Linked DNA regions of Homo sapiens: region 2 is linked to region 1. A link is an interaction called in ENCODE POLR2A ChIA-PET data of the cell type or tissue named here. Cell type or tissue: Caco-2. All regions are shown on one strand. Region 1 has its middle 30 kb from the start of PLPP1. Region 2 overlaps PLPP1 (phospholipid phosphatase 1).

Region 1 (2,500 bases):
ACAATCCCATATTCTGGGCAATGCCTTACGTAGAGCAAATTAATAAAAACTTCCATGGGCTGGGCATGGTGGCTCACGCCTGTAATCCCAGCACTTTGAGAGGCCGAGGTGGGCGCATCACCTGAGGTCAGGAGTTCAAGACCAGCCTGACCAACATGGTGAAACCCCATCTCTATTACAAATACAAAATTAGCTGGGCATGGTGGCACATGCCTGTAATCCCAGCTACTTGGGAGGCTGAGGCAGGAGAATCACTTGAACCGGAAAGGCGGAGGTTGCAGTGACTCAAGCATTGCACTCCAGCCTGGGCAACAAAGCGAAACTCCGTCTCAAAAACAAAACCAAAAACAACAACAAAAAAAAACAAACAAGCAAAAAACAACCTTCCAAATTGTAGGGTCTAATATGTTTGATGTTTCTAGGAAGGAGATTTTGTTGTTGTTGTTTTTGTTGTTGTTTTTGAGACAGGGTCTCACTCTGTCATCCAGGCTGGAGTGCAATGGCACAATCATGGCTCACTGCAGCCTCAACCTCCTGGGCTTAAGCAATCCTCCTGCCTCAGCCTCCCAAATAGCTGGGACTACAGGCATGTGCCACCAGGCCAGGCTCATTTTTTAAAAATTATTTTTAGTAGGACAGGGTTTTGCTATGTTACCCAGGCTTGTTTTGAACTCCTGGACTCAAGTGATCCTCCCATCTCAGCCTTCTAAAGTGCTAGGATTACAGGCTGAGCCATTGCACCTAGATAGAAGCAGATTCTTCTTTTTTTCTTTTCTTTTCGACATAGTCTCGCTCTGCCCAGGCTGAGGTGCAGTGGCGCGATTTCAACTCACTGCAACCTCCGTCTCTCAGGCTTCAGTGATTCTCAAGCCTCAGCCTCCTGAGTAGCTGGGATTACAGGTGCATGCCACCACACCCAGCTGTTTTTTTGTTTTTTTCGTTTGTTTGTTTTTGAGATGGAATTTCGCTCTTGTTGCCCAGGCTGGAGTGCAATGGCACGATCTCAGCTCACTGCAACCTCCACCTCCTGGGTTCAAGTGATTATCCTGCCTCAGCCTTCTGAGTAGCTGGGATTACAAGCATTAGCCACCATTCCCAGCCAATTTTTTGTATTTTTAGTAGAGACGGGGTTTCACCGTGTTGGCCAGGCTGGTCTGGAACTCCTGACCTCAAGTGATCCGCCCACCTCGGTCTCTCAAAGTGCTGGGATTACAGGTGTGGGCCACTGTGCCTGGCCTAATTTTTGTATTTTTTAGTTGAGACGGGGTTTCTCCATATTGGCCAGGCTGGTCTTGAACTTCTGACTTCAACTGATCCGCCCCCCTGGGCCTCCCAAAGTGCTAGGATTATAGGATGAGCCACCACGCCTAGCCCAGAAGTGGATTCTTGATCAAGCTGTGATTTAATGCAGCTTGGAGACATGTTGAAACAGGCTCATTAGTCTGCATTTTAACTACAGGTTTTTTTTTTATGATGATGGTCTTACAGCTGTCATCAGACATGTCTCCAGGAACAATGTATGCATAAACAAAGGGATGAGAAACTAGATCAGCAAACATTGTGATCAGAAAACACTGTGGTTTCCTGATCTGCTAATGAACTATTTTAGTCAGAAACCTCCTGTTGGTCTGACATGGCTGTTTTTTAAAAAATATTTTCCACTGAAATATACAGCTTAAGTGATTTGAATTTGCTATCAAGAAATAATTTTTCATCTTTGAAATATTGGTTTATTTTCTTGGTAAAATTATGGAATGTGACCCTTTCATCTACTTTTACCTTTTTGATCTTTATTCTATCTTTACAAATATTTTGCAATATTTAAAATCACTTAGATATTTGTCTCCAGCAAGACACATTTTTTAGCCACATTGAGTCCCACTCAGGATGTGTTTAAGGCCACTAGTGTTTTGTGGCTTTAACACAGCCACTAGTTTTACCAGTTAAAAACAGTGAGGGATAAGCGTCTCATGTATACTGTTTGCAGGATTAGTAAAGTTCTAATGACTTGGCTGGGTGTGGTGGCTCACGCCTGTAATCCCAGCACTTTGGGAGGCTGAGGCGGGCGGATCACAATGTCAGGAGATCGAGACCATCCTGCCTAACATGGTGAAATCCCGCCTCTACTAAAAATACAAAAAATTAGCCAGGCTTGGTGGCAGGCGCCTGTAGTCCCAGCTACTCAGGAGGCAGGCAGGAGAACCGCTTGAACCTGGGAGGCAGAGGTTGCAGTGAGCTGAGATTGTGTCACTGCACTTCAGCCTGGGTGACAGAGCGAGACTCCGTCTCAAAAAAAAAAAGTTCTAATGACTTGATTAGTCATATTCATGTGACTTAGAAGCATTAATTCACTGAATGGGATATTATGCAGCCATTAAAATGATACTTACAAAGTTCATGTAATATCACGAAATGATATATTTAGCTGAAGTGGAGGGCACAATTGCATATGATATACTTATAATCTTTTATTTTTTTATTTTTTGAGACTGAATCTGGC
Region 2 (2,500 bases), 130 kb before region 1:
GTTGTTATTGTCTCATAGCCTCTGAATATTCTATTGTTAATAAAGTAAGAACTTTTTTTTTTCCATTTTAAACTAGAGTCAAGGGGTTGGCTTGCAAGCTAAGAACATTTTTAAGGAGTTTTTTTTGTTTGTTTTTTCAAAAAAGAATATGTGACCTACAAAGCCTAAATATTTATTATCTGACCTTTCACTGAAAAAAAAAAAAATACCAACCCCAGAACTAGACTAACAACAGCAGGCTCAATGCAAAGAAATATACCTTGGTCTACTTATTTTGAAATAGTGCTTTTATGACTAGCCAGGCAAGCCAAATTGATTGCTCCACCTACATTTGATGACAGATCTGTCCAGAAGAACACTGGAAAGCAGGCCTCAGTTTAGTCTTCTTTGGGTTTTAATTTCACCATTTTTAGGATTCACTGAGGCACTAAATTTAGATCTTAAATCCCACCTCAAAATCAGACAAGGTTCGTAGGCTATGGGCCATGAGTTGTTCATCATTTGCCCAATGTTCAGCAATAATCAAGTTTGGAAAACATCACGAAGTATCAACAATGCTAGGAGGTATACAGTGAATGCTAAATGAGGGATTATATGAATCTTAAGGAAAGTGGATAGTATGAAAGAGTCTGAGTGGATTTAGATAGGTGGGCAGCACTGTCTAAACACAGGGCAGGGGCAAGGCCCAGATAAGAGGCATTTTGTGGCAGGAGGAGAGTCTGGCTGAAGCATAGATACAGGAATTTCATAACAGGCGGTGATATAAACAATCTGGGGTTACAGCCTCAATAGAAGGGTCTCAGGAAAAGTATTTTAACACTCCTCACTGTATTGAAAGAAAATACAGACTCATACCATGGCTGTTCTCCTGAATAATCAAATAAATTTGGAATCTCTGGCATTCAGCCAAGTTCACGGGGAGTCACTAAGCATATAAACTGGCTATGTGCAAAGCAGCCCTGCCCTGAGCTCCCGCAGGCCTGGGAGGTTTTCACTGATGCTGACACTCTCTTGGCACAGTTAAGTGTGCAGGGCTGCACTGGCTGCCAGAGAAGAACAATGGTCAGGGTGTTTTAAGAGCCATTTTTAACTAGAAGTTAATTTCTGGGTGTCAGGAATTGACAGAGAAGTTTTGGCTATCAAAGACTGTCCTAGGAGAGGATTTAAATGACTACGTCTCTACCCAAATCTGAGACTGACTCATGAAGCCAAGGTGCCCAGAGAAACAAGATGAGTCATTGCTCAAGGAATTCGGGGGTGGGGCTTAGAGGTTAAATGTTGTACATAGGCCAGGCGCGGTGGCTCACGCCTGTAATCCCAACACACTGGGAGCCCGAGGCAGGCGGATCACGAGGTCAGGAGATTGGGACCATCCTGGCTAACACGGTAAAACCCTGTCTCTACTAAAGATACAAAAAATTAGCCGGGCGTGGTGGCGGGCGCCTGTAGTCCCAGCTACTCTGGAGGCTGAGGCAGGAGAATGGCGTGAACCCGGGAGGTGGAGCTTGCAGTGAGCCGAGATCGCGCCACTGCACTCCAGCCTGGGTGAGAGAGCAAGACTCCGTCTAAAAAAAAAAAAAAAAGTTGTACATAAATGTAAAAAGCAAGGATCTGTGTATTCAGGGCTGAAATAAAAGCTGGGGCCTACATCCACATCAAGCAAATATTTCCACTACCTAGAGTCAGTAAAATGCAGTGCATGGTTGCTCTGGCCTGCTTTCTTCTCCAGAAAGGTCTTGGTCTACAACAAATCTATTTATCTAGGCTTCTTTTTTTGCCATTATAACTTTACATCTGTTAAATCAAACTAAAATCTGTCCTGAAAACCCCCTGCTCACATACTTGAGTTCTTCTGTACAAAGAACAACCTAATTTGGTAAGTAAGCAAACTGGGAGCCTGACTCAGGAATGTGCTTCTGTAACAGCAGCTGAGTCTCAGCCAGTCCCTGCAGCCATATTTCAACCACTCACAGCCATTCAAACCACGCTCAAATAAAGCTCCAAGGCCGAGCTGTAACCAATCCGGCAGTTTCTGCACCTCGCTTCCATTTTCTGTACTCACTTTCCTTTTTCTGTCCATAAATTCTCCCTGACCACTTAGAAGCAGTGGAGTCATTCTGAATCTGCAGTGACTCTGAGGGCTGCCCAATTTGAAAGTCGTTTCTTCCTTGCCCAGTGACACCCTTAAATTTATCTAAAGTTGTTCTTTTAACACAGTTGGTTCAAACTGACCCAATTACCACACTATGGTTGACATCATTTTCCCGAGTTGATATCCTTCATATGTGGCTGCATGTCCACTGAGCAGGCCTGCCACTGAGGCCCTCTATTATATCAATGTCATCCTCTCTATAGTAATTTTAATCTTTCACAAAACAGCCCTCAGTACAAGTTACTATTTGACCAATTACACAGACGTTAATGGGTGTTTTGAGAAGGGTCAAGGAAGAAGAGCAGAAAATGATGAAGTATGGAATATGTTATAGCTGAGAATTTTCTT

Evidence for each region. ChIA-PET counts read pairs that join two places held together with the same protein. Peaks named below come from ENCODE experiments on the same cell type or tissue, not always from the same donor. Only the 100,000 strongest peaks of a DNase experiment are listed, where the experiment ranks them.
Region 2: POLR2A ChIA-PET joins it to region 1 with 5 read pairs; 3 of 35 experiments call an interaction of 5 or more read pairs at or near these places.

The regions. Positions count from the first base shown.
Region 1 is chr5:55,563,472-55,565,971 of GRCh38, forward strand. No RefSeq gene overlaps it. Among named protein-coding and RNA genes, the nearest start is that of PLPP1, 30 kb to the left of the region's middle. In Caco-2, no CTCF peak of the experiment used is centred here; no DNase peak of the experiment used is centred here.
Region 2 is chr5:55,437,333-55,439,832 of GRCh38, forward strand. The region is part of intron 4 of PLPP1 (phospholipid phosphatase 1); the gene reads right to left. Among named protein-coding and RNA genes, the nearest start is that of MIR5687, 70 kb to the right of the region's middle. RefSeq lists an enhancer at 805-1,632. In Caco-2, no CTCF peak of the experiment used is centred here; DNase peaks (open chromatin) are centred at 1,279 and 2,009.